3 separate regions of the Homo sapiens genome follow, and regions 2 and 3 are each linked to region 1. Evidence: chromatin loops called from intact Hi-C (ENCODE). Cell type or tissue: ascending aorta. All regions are shown on one strand.

Region 1 (5,000 bases):
AGGTCAGGCGAGATCCTGCCGGGTGCGCGGGGAGCACCGTTTGAGGGCGTCGGGGGGAGAGTAAATATTTCTAAGCGCCGGCAGGAGGGGTATCTGTCAGGTGGCCACCGTGGAACAAAGCCCTCCGCAGAAACGGGAGGTGCGCCGTGAGGAGAGCGCGTTCCCTCACGTACACACACACCCGGGATAAACACACCACAAAGTCAACAGGCACCGGCAGGCAGTGGCGCAGTCTGCGCTGGGCCTGGCACCACGCGGACATGGTGATACGGGCCATTTCTTTAAAAAAAAAGCAAATAGAAACTTGTATCAGAGTAGACAAGAACAAAGTCACCTGAAGGTCATCCAAAGTGCTACCTGCAGGGCCCCTGGACCTCTCACATCCACAAGCCACCTCCTGATTACACAGTCCAGACCTTTCTAAGTGTGACGGACAAACACCCTTGAATTCCCCTCCCACACACCAGGCAGGGAGGGACAGGCCACTTCTGCCAAAGTTACTTTCACTGCACAGCCAAAGATGAATATTGCTAGAAAAATGCTCTCCTTGGTCCCATGAGGGTCCTGTAGGGCCATGAAGCTGGGCAGTGTCTCCACTGAGGTCTTCGACTCCAAACTCTCTCCCTGTCCTGCTTCACTGGGGCCCCTGGCCCTGGCCAGTCTCTCCCGAAGGTGACCCGACCTTGGGCCCACACACACTGTCCTCTGCCTCTCGTTGGGGGGGTACGCCCGTTCCACAGGGGCTGCCCGTAGAGCTGCAGCTTCCACCCTGCTTGACGGCCGCAGACTCTGCCGCACGTTTCTTCAGGCACCGGGACCCCCACAGCTCTGTAAAGGGCTGGGGGGCTTTAAGCTGACACTCAGGGAGTAGCTCCTGAGTCTCCCTATATCCTTGACAAGGAGCCACACAGGACTCTGTGAGCTACCAAGGACCACATCTGCCTGCTGGGAGCTGCCAAGGTGCCCTGGTCTCCTTGCCCAGGGAGGATGCACTCAGCTCTGCAGCGTGCGGGGCAGCCTCTGGTCCCCAGGCCGTCGGTGTTCTTACAAAGGGCTCTTAATGCCGCCAGCCCGGGGAGGTGCTCAAGGGCTGCTGGAGGCCACAGGAACCTCCCCACGGCCTGTCTGAGTTGGGGCAGGCCTGACAGTGAGCATGGACCTGGCTGGGGACTTCTCCAGAGCCACGAGCCACCAGGAGAGCAGGTGGGCAAGACACAGGACCCTGCCCCCACCCGTCTGGGGATCCTCTTCCCTGCTCAGGCCATTTGCCCATGAGGAGCCCACCTCCATCCGGGCACTCCAGAGGCTGGGAGGCACAGGGGGAATCCGACTGGTGTTCCCATTTTCCACCCAGGCAGGGGCCCTGCCAAAAATACCACCGACAATTGGCTGCGTGAGGCCGGCAGAAGGGCCAGGGCCCACCAGGAAGTGCACTTTTTGTGGGGGGGTGGGGCTGTTAGTCCCCCTAGGACCACTCAAGGGACCCCAACACCGGGGCCTAGCGTCCCTCACAACCTGGGCAGGACACTCCGGGTGCTTCCCTCTCAGAGCCGTCCCAGGGACGCCCTCTCTCCTGACCCCTGCAGCAGGATCACCAGGCCAGCTTCAGACCCTCAAGGCCAGTCACGTCGTGGTGGGAAAATTTAAACAGCCAGCCATCCCTCCCTGGCAGGTCGGGGCCTGTGCCCCTGGAGTTGGAGAAGCTGAGGCTGCTCTTAGGCCACTGGCTGACCGGGGCAGGCGGGGAAGACGGCAGCCGGGGCAGCGTGGCCACCAGGTGTGATTTGTGAGCGGCTCCACACTGCCCTGGCCTGGAATGAAGCCCTGGAGTGCAGCTGCCTGTTCTGGGACTTCCTATTAATCTCCCTGCCCTGCCGCGATGGCAGTGTTCGCGCCTGGGATCCGGCGGGAAGCACGGGATGTTTTAAGACATGAGCTCATGAAAGACACATTTCCGGGAGAGAGTGGGCGTGGCCTACAGGGCTGACAGGCACCCACGAGGACCTCTGATGCTTTCTGAGTCGCATCAGGCGAGCTGCAGGATAAAATAGGCTGGGAAATGTGACATTTGAACGCTCTCTCTGGCCGCGCCTCCCGCCTCGGGCAGTGGCTGCTCAGCCCGGCTTTATAAATAGATTGAACACAAGATAAATGGCCGTGATCAATCATACTCAGGCGCGATCGCTCACCTCCCATCCGAAGTCTGTCTCCTTTGCCGCCGCCCGGGGCACCACCACGCAGGGGCCCAGCCTCTCCCCGGCTTCCATCTTCCTCTTGGCCCAGACCCCCAGGCCAGCCCCTGGGATGGAGGACTCTCGGAGCTCGAAGTCTGCTGGGATCGGAATGTCTTCAGGAATGTAGACAGGGGCCTCGTACGGCGAGCCCTCCTTGGGGGTGAAGTCCTCGCTGGTGGGGAAGGGGGACGGTGGCCCCACGGGGATGGGCGACATGGCACTGTCCTCGGCCTCGTCCTCCGCGCTGTGGCTGGCCAGCAGGTCCCGGTTGGGCTCATACATATTATTTACAACGTCACCGTCACCTAAAGGAGACAACGCAGCGTCAACCTCTGCAGCACGTGCCCCACCCAGTGTGTACAGCTCAGGGAGCGCCGGGGACTCGGGCATCAATGGGCACCGAGGGTGCTCAGGGGCCCAGAAGGCCCGGCTGCCACCCCTGCCCGGGAGACGCTGCCTCCACTCTGCCCTGAGCCCAGCTGCCATCACTCGATGTCAGAGGCTCCAGAGGATGGGATCCTACCAGGCTCCTTTGGGGCCAACATTTCTGATGGGATGGCACAGCCCGACACACCCTGGCTCACCCACCCTGGCTCCCACAGCCACCTGAGGATGCGCCGGGTGGTCCTGCCCTAAGGGAACTAGGGAAGGAGCTGCCTGTGCCTTGCAAGCCTGGGGACAGCCGGTGAAGCCGTCACGCGTGGCGGCTGACCCAGGGCTGGCTGATGGTGAAATATTTGCACCAGAACATTCCAAATGTCCTCTATAGCCTTGGAAATCAGGGACGGCAGAAGTCCTAAGTGCCTGGGAGGACTCAGAGTTTGGGTGAATGTGAAATGTGCTCAGTGCTGCTTCCCTGCACTTGGGCTGCAGCCTGGACATCCCTGCACTTGGGCCGCAGGCTGGACATCCCTGCACTTGGGCCGCAGCCTGGACATCCCTGCACTTGGGCCGCAGCCTGGGCATCCCTGCACTTAGGCCACAGCCTGGACATGCACTGGGGTAGGGCTGGCTGGGTCTTGGGGAGGCTGGTGGAAGTTCCTGATGATCTCGACACAGGCTAGGAACAGGCCTGCTGAGGTCATGGATATCGGACTCATGGGGCCCCAGGTCACTGAACTAAGCAATGAGAGAGTGCCCAGTTTTTCTGTCTGGGATAGGCCTTTGGGGTCCGTCCTAAGAGAGGATGGGTGCCAAGATAGTGTGTGTGTGCAGCCGAAACTATACCAGATTGTAGCCTGAGGCACCAAGGGAGATGGGCAGGGCGAGGAGGAGTCTGGACAGGAAGAAAAGCAAAGCCCTCCACCCAGTGCAGCCAAATCAGGACTCAGGCAGGCGAATGTTCACAGTGGCAGATTCACCATCGCCAGAAGGCAGAAACAGCCCAAATGTCCGTCTGCGAGGGAATGAGGGAACGGATGAGTAGTGGACGGTACCTCCCCTCCCCAAGGAGGAAGGCGGCCTGGACCAGCCTGGGACATGCGGCACTCGGCGTAGGAAGCCGATGCAGAGGGTCACACCTGTGGCACCACCCCTCCCCAAGGAGGAGGGCGGCCCTGGCACGCGCAGCCTGGACCAGCCCCCGACATGCACCACTCGGCATAGGAAGCTGATGCAGAGGGTCACACCTGCTTGGCGGCATTTAGACGACTCATCCAGCACAGGCCCCCAGAGACAGAAGCAGATGGGAGATCTCGGGGACTGGGGTGGGGGTGACAGCGAGAGGCCCAGGTCTCCTTTCGGGGTGATGAGGTGTTTGGAAACTAGAGAGGGGGTGGTCGCACTGCTGGGTGAACGGCTCACTGCCACTGAATCGCCCCCTTTACAGAGGTTGAATTCTGCCTCGATAACATAAAAAAGGCAGGCGCGAGTGTTAGGTGGGGAGCAGCGGGAAGGGACAGGAGGTGGGGTGAGCTCCGTCACCCTGACCTGATCTAGATCTTTCCACGCAAGCCCCTCCTTCTGTGGCTGCCTCGAGGACCCGTGAAAGTGACTGGACCCCGGTCCTGCTGGCCCTCGCCTCCCGGCCCCCGCCCCGCACCCTGTCGTTGGCTGCGGAAACAGAAGCCTCTAAGGAGACCAGAACTTTTAAGTACAGGAAAAATGACTTCAGATTCCTCACACTGGTTGCAAACAGATCAGCACAAGAAGTAGCAAAATGCTTTCTTTCAAAAGAAACCAAAGTCTTGGGGGGAAAAGTCGTAAGGAAAACACTTATTTAATTGATCAGCATTCAGAGAAGTAATTATTATGTTTTAAGTGGCCAACGGGTCCTTTCTAATTGACGCGGCGGATCCTTTCAGAGACGCAGCCACAGAACTGCCGCTGCTGTTCCTCCCCCCTAAAGACCTGAAGTTGTTTAGGTTTGAAAGAACACCCCCATAACCCCCGCCCCGCTGACCGTGTGCAGCAGAAAGGTACATTGGGGGGGGTGGTAATTAACATGGCATCTTGTTATTTGGAACTGGTAACTGCACGGAGCTCGCAAACAAAGTCGGGTTGGAGGCCGAAGCCCCCTCGACGCGCTCCTTAACTCCTCTCGGGCGTGGGCGCCTCTGCCCGAAGGACAAGTAGGAATTAGAACCCCAGGTGTTTCTGGGAGTTCCGCTGGAGCCCGAAGTGGGGCAGCGTCCGCATCAAGTGCATATCCGTTGCAGGGCTCCGTTTAAAACATGGCTTTTTTCTGTTTGAATTCTACTTCCCAAAACCCCTGACCCGCTGGAGGAAAATCAGCGCTTTAAGGGCATGTTTAATTTACTGGCCAAG
Region 2 (5,000 bases), 56 kb after region 1:
TCAAAACGTGGTGCAGTGTTTCCTGAAGACATTTACCATCCTTGGCAGTTAAATACAGCACAGTGTCAATTACAGGTCCATCTTCTGTAAGTCTGGGACAGATTCACAGTATCTGTGTTTGCACGAGGCTGGGGTTCCGGGTGAGTGGACCGGCTGGATGGCCCTGCCCAGCCACCCTGACGAGGGCTTTTTATCTAACCCTGCCCCACCCAGTCCCCGGGGAATTCCTAATCAGATGTGTTCAAAAACTGCTGAACCAAATAAGGGTCACTTTACTTCCAACATAATTTCTATTTTAAATGAATCGTCTACTCTCTCTTGGGAGGCAGAGGTGTTGACTTCTCGGGCAACAGTATGAACCGGGTGGCTCTAGAACATTCTGGACCTCATGGGGGCTCCAGATCTGTCAGAGAGACCCCTCGGTAAGGAGGAAGGAAGGTAATGGGGGGTGGAGGGGAGAGCCATTTGGAGCAGTTGAAGAGCTCCCTCTGCATTCCAGGGACTCAGGGTGAGGAACTGCCCATGGTGAGACCACTCCCTGCAGCCCATCTGCCTGGCCGGCCATGTGTGCCCCTCTAGAAGGTTCTAGAAAGTTCTGGAAGGCTCAGGCCTCCCAAGGGCCCAAGGTAGTGCTCTGACCAGGCCCAGGTCCCCTGTCCCATCCACCCTCCACCCAGCAGGCTCCGCTCCTCTGCTCACCGGACACAGAATCAGTTGGGCAGGGACCACATCCAGGTCCTGACACTTCGTAAACATCATCCAGATAATAACACGCTGGAATGGCAGAGTTTTCCTCTCCGTGGCACCGCCGTGTAACCCTTCATCCTGGTTCCAAATTTGCCTGTGCAGCCCTGAATGCAGACTGCAAACCCCAAACTCAGATAAATACGTCTAAACCTTTAAAAAGTGCCCCTAATGCCCCATTGAGCCCCTGATCGCTCATTTCCCAGCTATATAATTAGCACATAAAGAACTCTCTCCTCCGAATTAAACGGCAGTAATTGGGTTTTTTAAAAAAACTAATTTAAATCCTAAACCCTTTGAAAAAAAATTGTCATTGTTTACATATTAAACGGACTAGCATTTTAAGTATTATGGGGCTAATTTAACAGGCTTATCTAGGACATAGGCCCAGGAGGGAGGAGGAGGAAGGCAGTGGAGGGGAAGCAGGCGGGTCCCAGGAGAGCTGCCTGGAGACCCCAGGGCAGCGTCACTGCAGGACGCAGCCTGGGCCACGGCCTCCCCTGTGAGGTTTGCGGGGCCTGGAGCTGCGGCCTGCACCACACCATCACCTCAGCCTCAAATGGGGATGCCTCAGCTTATCACCATGCAGCGGACAGACCAGAGGCGTGACCAACCCTCGCTTTTCCAATGGCATGCAAAAATTTTGCTCATGGTTGCTAGAACTGTCATTATTTTTATTATTATTTTTTCTGCAGTACAGGCATAAAGAAGTATAAGAGTTTTAATTATGTCCACTTGATTTTTTTTAACTTTCTGGCTAAAAAATCCTTTGAAGTAAAACCCAGCAAGAAATGGGTCACAGCTCTGTGAATGGAACTACAAAATGTGAGCGAAAGCCATTTTGATAGGAACCTTGAGAAATGGACAGCCGCCTCACATTCCTTCACAGGAAGAATTAAAGGTTATAAAGCGTCCAGTCCCCCTAACTCAAACACAGAAACATAACAATTTTACAAAATAAACCTTTTTCTAACTTGAAGAAAACAGCTCCAAAGTTTTTCTCAAAGGCAAAATAAATGCAGACAACTGGACAATGACGAGAAATGTCTGAGAGAGAGAGAGGGAGTCTTGCTTTTCTGTGAGTTTAAGTATTTGATATGGATCATCAGGATGATGAAAAAAACGAAAACAACCAAAAACTGTGGCTGCGGCACAGCTCGGAGGAAGCCAAGGGCAGAGCCAGCCACACACCATGGCGTGGCCAGAAGACAAGGGCAGGGGCCTCCCTGCAGGACCCGGTTCAAGCGTCCCTCCCGCGGTCTGCACGTCAGGATAAACACGGACGGGTCAGGTTCTCCTCCACCCCACAAACTCAGAAGGTGCTGGAACACACCTAACCTGAACAGGGCACAACCTGCAGAAGGAAGCGGCTGCGTTCTAGCCCTGAGCATAGAGCAAGGGCTGGTGGGTCTGACGCTGTGAAACCCAGAACCGTGTGCCGGCAGCAGAAAAGATAAAAAATTAAAAAAAAAAAACAGCCCCCCCACCGCCCCCGCACCAAGGAAAAGGCCATGCAGCTCACGGGGGAAAAGGGCGACAGTATTTGAGGGAATGGAGGTGACATCCGTCTGTAATGGGCTCTTGAAAATTAAGAAACTGAAGACAAACGTCCCCAAAGAGAAGGCGGCGAGTTACAGAAAGCGCAGAGCTGTGCGTGGGGCGCATGAAGCATCAGCCCTCCCCTGAAGTCCAGCAGTGTGAATTAAAATTGCACTGATGTTTCAGCGAGGAAACCTATAGACAGGGGGCAGCCCTGGGCTGCTGGGCGGGCCCTGGAGACGGCCTCTGGGGCCAACTAGGTCTCCACATGTTTCCAAAGCCCCATGGCCGCAGGAAGGGCCCACCTCTCGGCTGCCTTTGCTCCTTATCCTGGCCTCCCCAGGGCTGGTGTTGTGTTTGGTTTGGGTTTGTAGTTTGCAAAGGACACACTGGGATATGGGGCACAGTGGTGCGCTTAGACCACAGCCCTGGAGCCCCCAGCTTCTCCCCAGAACCCCACGGTCCACATCGCCTGCCCGGGGGTCCTAGGAACCCCTCTGGCAGTCGGCCTCCAGGTCTGGCTGGTCCTGCACAGGACAGGGACAGAGGGCTCTGCTGGCTTCTCACCAAGACCCAAGACTTCCTCACTAGCTGTCCCCAAGCCCCTGACCCTGGACACTGAGCACGCAGCCCAGGACCTGTTGGGGGAGCAGGAGTCTGCCCAGGGGGTCTCCACCTCCCTCTGGGGTGCTTGGGCCTCACTGTCCCAGAACAAGCCGCCTGCACTGCCCTCCCAGCCCAGCTGGTCGCCTTGGCCCATCAACGCTTTTGGATGCCCTCAGTGGATACAAATGGCTGAGACCCTGCTGGGGCCCTGGGAAGAGGGAAAGCAAAAGCGGGAAGTAGGAGAGAGAGAGACTGAGAGAGGAGAGAAAATCAGACAGAGAGAGACAGAGAGGGGGAAAGAGAATCAGACAGGCTCCTGTTGGGAGCAGAGAAATTCTTTCCTTGGAAAAAGGGGTTCTGAAACCCCAATTCTCTTTTCTCTTCCAGGGATTTCTGCTCCGTACAGGGTCTGGGCAGTGCTAGAGGAGGACCTTGCCCCTACCTGTGGCACTGAGGGCCCTTGGGCTCTCCCACGTAACTGCGGAGGACCTGGGAGAACCTGCTTCAAGGGCCCCGGGTCCCCATCCCGTCCTGACCCTCAGCTTCAAGCACCCAGCAGGGAGGGTCTGCCCCGGCTCCTTTCCCAGGTGCCCTCAGCAGCCCTGGACGACACCCCTGTGGTTCAGCCAGTGTTGTGAGTGCACAGGCCACACACACACACACATGCACACACAGACACATGCACACCAGGAAGGATACACACACTCACAAGCACACACCAGGCAGGACACACACACACGTGCACACGCACCCACACACTCACCCACGTGCGCACACACACACAACCAGGCAGGACACACACCCACACACACACCAGGCAGGACACTGACACGCACACACCAGGCAGGACACACACACACATGTACACACCCACACACACGCACCCACATGCACATACCAGCCAAGACACACACATACATGTACACATATCCACACACCCACACACTAGGCAGGATCCACACCCACCCACACACGCACGCCAGGCAGGACACCCACACACGCACGTGCACACTCACCCATGCACGCACACCAGCCAGGAAACGCACACACATGCACACGCAACCCCCCACACACACATGCACCAGACTCCCTCCTGGTTTCCTGCTAGGGGAGCAGCGACCACACCCCAGCCTCCCCAGGGCCACCCTCCTCATCTCATCTGCACAGTCGCTCCCACTTCCCAGATGAAGAAACCAAGGCTGCCGGCCACGGCTGCGCACCCCCACCTGGGGCCAGGGCAGGCTCCCCAGGACTGGTGTTAGTGAGGGCCGAACAGTTCCAGCTCCCAGCAGGGCACTCACTGGGCTGTGGATAGCTGTCCACTCTTCAGGCTACGCCCAAGGATTCCAGTAAGGGAACCAGAGCCATTGGAGCGTTGCCACCACCGGAAAACAGCCACCGACCCGGGTGGGATGGTCTCCAGTAGCATGGTGGGATGGTCTCCAGTAGCATGGTGGGAGGAACAGGGCAGTCCACAGAGGGCTGGACGCTTCCTTCCACAGCTCACCGGCCGGTCACCGTGGCCGATCACCCTCTGGGTTCCCGAGTGAGAGTCCTCGGCCCTCATGCCCTGAGCCTGCAGGTCACCATTGTGGGAGAAAATGGAGCCACTGTGGAGCCACCCCAGGGTCCTGGGTGCGGAGCCATGCGGAGGGAGGGTTTTCAATGCCCTGCTACTGTGACCTGCGTTTCCCAAAGCCGTGCATGGGATGTCGTGATCAGAAAAAGGCAGGACAGAAGCAACCCCCGAATACTATAAATGCCACTTTAACTGGGATAAAATAGGAAATCAAAGTTGATCTGACGACCCCAGACTTTCTAGGACAAGGCACCCAGTGTTGAAAGTGAGCAGCAGATTCCCACGGCTGCCTCTTGGCCCCGTCAAACGTGAGGTCTTTGTTTCCCTCTCAGAAGAGAGATCACGGGTCTGTCATCACAGGGCATGGGTACGGAACCAGACCCAGATCTAGTCTTCAATTTCCGAACACTCAGAATGACTGTCTCTCTCCAGTGAGAGGCGGAGTTGATCCCTCCACAGCGGGGCTGACGGGGGAGGGGAGGAGATTTTCATACAAGTGCCCTCTGAAGTGGATGGAAGCACGTTGGCCCTT
Region 3 (5,000 bases), 180 kb before region 1:
GAGCTGTGCAGAGGCTCATGGCCTGGTCACCCTCAGGCCCTCTCAAATGTGCAGGCTGCACACAGGGAGTGACTTCCAGATGGACCTTAGGAGGACCAGACACATTTGAGCGGGAGCAGCTCAGAGTCTTCTCATCCGCTTATTCTCTGGAGAGGCCAGTGCTATGCAGAGCTGAGGCCCACAGGTGCTGAGACTCACCACTGAGTCATTGGATGCTCATGTCTCCCCCAGGGGTAGCCACCCTCATATCCACATTTGTCAATAAGGGAATGGAGGCACAGAAGAGTTAAGTAATTGGCCCAAGTTTGCACAGCCAGAAAGGGCAGATGGGCTGGGCGGTGGGTGCTGGCTGTCCACCTGACTCCTTTCACACTGTCAGGACCAGCGCCATGCACCTTGGCTCGCCCTGCCCTGCTCACTCTCCTCTAATTGATGATGGTAGCCAACAGCAACTGAAGCTCTTCCAGGGCCTCACCCAGGATCAGTGTTCAGTCAGGGCTCACTGAATGTTTCCATGAATGGATGGATGGATGGATGAATGGAAGGATGGGTGAGTGGGTGGGTGGATGGATGGATGGGTGGGTGGATGGATGGATAGATGGTGGATGGGTGGGTGAGTGGGTGGATGGATGGGTGGGTGGATGGATGGATAGATGGTGGATGGGTGGGTGGATGGATAAATGGATGTATGGATGGATGATGAATGGATGAATGGGTGGATGGATGCATGGGTGGGTGAATGGATGGGTGGATGGACAAATGGATGAATGGATGGATGGTGAATGGATGAATGGATGGATGATTCAATGGATGCATGGATGGATGGGTGGATGGATGGATGTGGAATGAATGGATGAATGGATGGTGGATGGATGAATAAACGAATGGATGGATGGATGGGTGGATGGGTGGGTGGGTGGATGGATGGATGGATGGATGGATGGATAGATGGTGGATCGGTGGGTGGATGGACAAATGGATGAATCAATGGATGGTGAATGGATGAATGGGTGGATTACTGAGTGGATGCATGGATGGATGGATGGTTGAATGGATGGTGGATGGGTGGGTGGATGGATGAATAAATTAATGGATGGATGGGTGGGTGGATGGATGGATGAATAGATGGTGGATCGGTGGGTGGATGGACAAATGGATGAATCGATGGATGGTGAATGGATGAATGGGTGGATTATTCAGTGGATGCATGGATGGATGGATGGATGAATGGATGGTGGATGGGTGGGTGGATGGATAATTAATGGATGGATGGGTGGGTGGACGGATGGATGAATAGATGGTGGATGGATTAATAAATGAGTGGATGGATGGATGGGGAGCAGACCCTCCCCTCAACTTGCCCAGACACTTATGGCTTCCCCAACTTCGTATGGTGAGACACAAGGGAACACCATTCCAGGAGTTGTCATGGTGGCAGAGCACAGGACACCTCTCCTGGGAAGCCTGCCCTGGTCCCTCACATCAGGGTGAGGCTCCTCTCAGACACTCTCACAGTCCCTGCCCTTCTTAGCATGGACACTGCACTGGGCCATGGCTATCACGTCGCAGGTCACTTCCTCTCCTCTGGTGGGTGGTGGGGCTGGAAGGTTTTATCTGGCTGATTCCCAGAGCCAGGCAAACCATGAGTGCTCAATGCATGCTTGGGGAACAAATGAATGAATGAAGGCGCCTCCAGATGACTGAGACTGTCAGCCAGCACTCCCTATGCCTCCGTTTCCCAGGGGTCTGTCTTCATCCCTCCATTTCAAATCCTTTCCCTTCTTATTCACGGGCTCTGCTGAGGGATGTGGAAAGCCTTTTCCTGGTTACTTGCCTCTCTGGAAATCAGAGTTGCAACATTTTCCAGATCATTGTCCTCTGGAAAGTGTTATGGTTGCAATTTTCCCCTAGGTGCAGTGTCACAGTGGCCAGTCTCCCCAAAGCAGAGGCCACGGTGGGTTTGTTCATCTCAGCACCCTTTGGGCCCTGGCACATAGTAGGTGCTTAGCAAAAGTCTGGTTGCATGGAGAAGGGCCAGGATGGATCCAGCCCAGTTATATTTAGTGCCTTCCCTGCAGCTGACTCAGTCTCTCCGAGCCCATCCTTCTTTCTTCTCCCTGTGACACGCCGGGCTGGAGGAGCTCAGTGACTCACTGCCTTTCGTATCAGGCCTGATGTTTTGAGATCAGCTCTTGCAAATAGCTCAAATCTCAACAGGCCAAGTCTAAGCAAATACCTTGCCAATCCCTATAAAGAACAGCTCTTGCTGCTCTTTGACATACAAAAATGGTCATTGGCAAAGGATTCTTGGTGCAGACAATGTTGTCTTTGGATGCCCTGCAAATAGCCAACTCTGGTTTCTTCCCGGACTAGGCCCAGGTATGCGTGCATAAAAAGATGCTGGCCTGGGCCTCCTTTTGGCTTAATTGAGAGAGACATGCTTTTCCTCCAAATGGTTCTTTATAATGATTCTACTTCCCAGGATTTCTGTTTTTCTCAGCAGAGCCTGGAGCTCAGCCACAGTCCGGCTGGTTGTGTGGAGAAGGGCCCCAGGGCCCGTGAACTGGAACGAATCAGCCCATCCTTTCTCCTCATACCCAGCTGCCCAGCGGATGTGGAAGAACGGAGATGCTGGAAACTGCAATGCCGGATATCTGGATGACACAGGCTCCTTCCTGGATGATCTGCTTCTCAGGTGGTAGCATCCCAGCCAGAGACCACCCAGATGCTCGGTGATGGGCTTTGAGCTGTGTGCTAAGCCCACCCTTGGACGTGAACTCTGCTTAAGACATCTCCCTTGGAAGCCAAAGCTGGCTTCCTTCCCAAACCGTGGGCACGATGGGCCAGATCGGCAAGTTAGGAAGTGATTCACAGACAGAGGTGCTGCAGAGTCAGTTTTGAATGACAAATGGAACCAATTAAGTTCAATAGCGCGCTCGCTCCCCCCGAGTTCCAGCCTGTACCTACAGCTAGTCACCTTTGACAAAATATATCAAAGGAATTAAGAGTGTGTCCCCCACAATGATATTACCTGGATCCCTTTCAGGTCCTCACCAGCCACGTTCAGACATCTATTTAAGCCCAGGAAATAGAATCAAAATGGTTTATTAAAAATCTAATCACAAGCACTTATATGACACAAATGATTCTGAACTGCATCCGCCAACCCCACGGCCTCTCCGAGGGGAGGCAGCATGCGGCCGATTACCCGGAATTTGAATGGGGGTGTATAGAAGCTGCAGAACATTTTAATCCTGATCTTTCTTTGTGGATTTTGCTATTGCTATTTTTTTTTCTGTTGAAAAAGACAAAGATGGGAGGACACATTGTCTTTCCTCCCTGGAGGGAGCTGCAGAGATGACTTATTCTGGCAGATCTGCCTCTATTGATGTTACCAGGATGTGAATAAAAACTCATGGGAAAAGAAGAAAAAATCCTGCTGAATTTAAAGCAGCACAACACGGTTTACGGGTGGGTCCCTGTCTGCTATCCTGAGCCAGGACACCTCCCTGGTGACTGCATTGGAGCTTTCTCAAGAGGAGGGCCTTGTGCAAAGATGGCCCCTTTCCCCTCAGGGTGGGAGCGGCTGGGCTTGGGGGAGACACTGTCTTTGGGGTGAGGCATGGTTCGTGGCCTTTGCTTGGCTTTTGACTTTCTGGAGCTCTGGATCCTTCACAGATGCTCAGAACAGCCATGGATACAGAAGAGTCTCCTACGGTGTCTTCCTGCCCGGGGCCCAGCCAGAGCCAGGGCTCCACCACCCAGGGCTCAATCATAGCACTCTTTTCTGGTGGCCAAGACCCCCGCAAACTTCTCTCCAGACAGAGGTGTCGGAGCCTGGCCCGTGTTGCGGCTCCTGAGCTGGGAAGTCCGCCACGAGGAAGCATCTGTCGGGACTGCCTCCTAATGAATGTCAGGTGCCTGCGTCAGCCACGGGCGGGTGGCTCTGGAAGGACCAGCAGGTTCTCAGCGATGCATGATTTCGGTAGGTTGCCCTCACCTCCTCCCCTCTGTTGGGAATGGATAGACTGTTTTCTAGAAGGTTCCCTGACTCTTTGAGGGGATTGGGCCCTCTGGCATGTCAGGTACAGAATGTTCCCCAAACCCTTCATCTCTGTCCCCTCCTCCAGCTCTCTGCAGATGATGACTTTACTTTTACGTTAAGTTGCTTTTGTTTAGTCTTCCTCTCTAAACAACAACTACTTTTAAATGATTTTTTAAAGTACAAAGAGTTAGTTTGATTCTTCCTCAAATGCCTTCTTTTGAAGACAAGCTTGCCTTTTCGATTTCATATCCCATTTAATTAAAACAAAATATAACAGAATCATAACACTGAAAATCAGTGTACTCACTACCGGCTCCATTAATTCTTATCAGTATAAAACATACATTCAGAAGTGTAAGTGCTTTAAAATACACTCCTTCCACTCTTGCCAATATGTTCTATTTATACACGTAGTCTACAGCGGGGAAGAAGTTCTCCTTGTGAACCTAGGGAACCACAGGACCGCACGTGTTTTTGGACAATGGACGCTTGAGCCCGGCACTTTTGAGAGCTGTTGGGCCGGCAGCTGTCACATTCCAGCCACTCCCCAAAAGCCATTTGGCTGTGGGTGCGTTAGGCCTGGGATCAGCTGAAAGGTAGCATCTAGGGGTGTCCCCACCTGGCTCAACCACAGCAAAGAGCTTGAATTCAACTTTCCTCTGCCAGACAAGACCCCTCCCAAGTCACGTCTGCCATGAAACCCGCACACGCTTCCTGTCCAAATGGAGCAGAGACCTCCCCATGGCAGTTATGTTCTTGAGCCGCAAACACTAAAGATGCTTGCTCCATCAATTTTTTTTTTTTTGAGACAGAGCTTTGCTCTTGTTGCCCAGGCCAGGCTGGAGTGCAATGGTGCCATCTCGGCTCGCTGCAACCTTTGCTTCCCGGGTTCAAGAGATTCTCCTGCCTCAGCCTCCCCAGGAGCCGAAATTACAGTGGTCCAACACCACGCCCG

Evidence for each region. Hi-C counts contacts between places; a loop is a spot of excess contacts. Peaks named below come from ENCODE experiments on the same cell type or tissue, not always from the same donor. Only the 100,000 strongest peaks of a DNase experiment are listed, where the experiment ranks them.
Region 2: a loop joins it to region 1, with 2.8 times the contacts of the local background. A loop is called at or near these places in 7 of 110 quality-filtered maps.
Region 3: a loop joins it to region 1, with 2.7 times the contacts of the local background. A loop is called at or near these places in 5 of 110 quality-filtered maps.

The regions. Positions count from the first base shown.
Region 1 is chr1:3,183,664-3,188,663 of GRCh38, reverse strand. It overlaps PRDM16 (PR/SET domain 16), which reads right to left. Exons shown (of 17, transcript NM_022114.4): 2 at 2,190-2,539. LOC107984909 (a long non-coding RNA gene) reads right to left here and starts at 1,106. Exons shown (of 2, transcript XR_001737869.2): 1 at 1-1,106. In ascending aorta, no CTCF peak of the experiment used is centred here; DNase peaks (open chromatin) are centred at 473 and 1,963; H3K4me3 peaks cover 1,810 bases; H3K27ac peaks cover 5,000 bases.
Region 2 is chr1:3,128,017-3,133,016 of GRCh38, reverse strand. All of the region lies in intron 1 of PRDM16 (PR/SET domain 16), which reads right to left. MIR4251 (microRNA 4251) reads right to left here; the gene lies at 4,982-5,000. Among named protein-coding and RNA genes, the nearest start is that of MIR4251, 2.5 kb to the right of the region's middle. RefSeq lists an enhancer at 3,853-4,778. In ascending aorta, a CTCF peak has its summit at 2,481; a DNase peak (open chromatin) is centred at 4,236; H3K4me3 peaks cover 2,268 bases; H3K27ac peaks cover 4,768 bases.
Region 3 is chr1:3,367,125-3,372,124 of GRCh38, reverse strand. All of the region lies in intron 3 of PRDM16 (PR/SET domain 16), which reads right to left. Among named protein-coding and RNA genes, the nearest start is that of ARHGEF16, 85 kb to the left of the region's middle. RefSeq lists an enhancer at 2,595-3,176. In ascending aorta, no CTCF peak of the experiment used is centred here; DNase peaks (open chromatin) are centred at 2,124, 2,464 and 2,822; H3K4me3 peaks cover 1,301 bases; H3K27ac peaks cover 4,886 bases.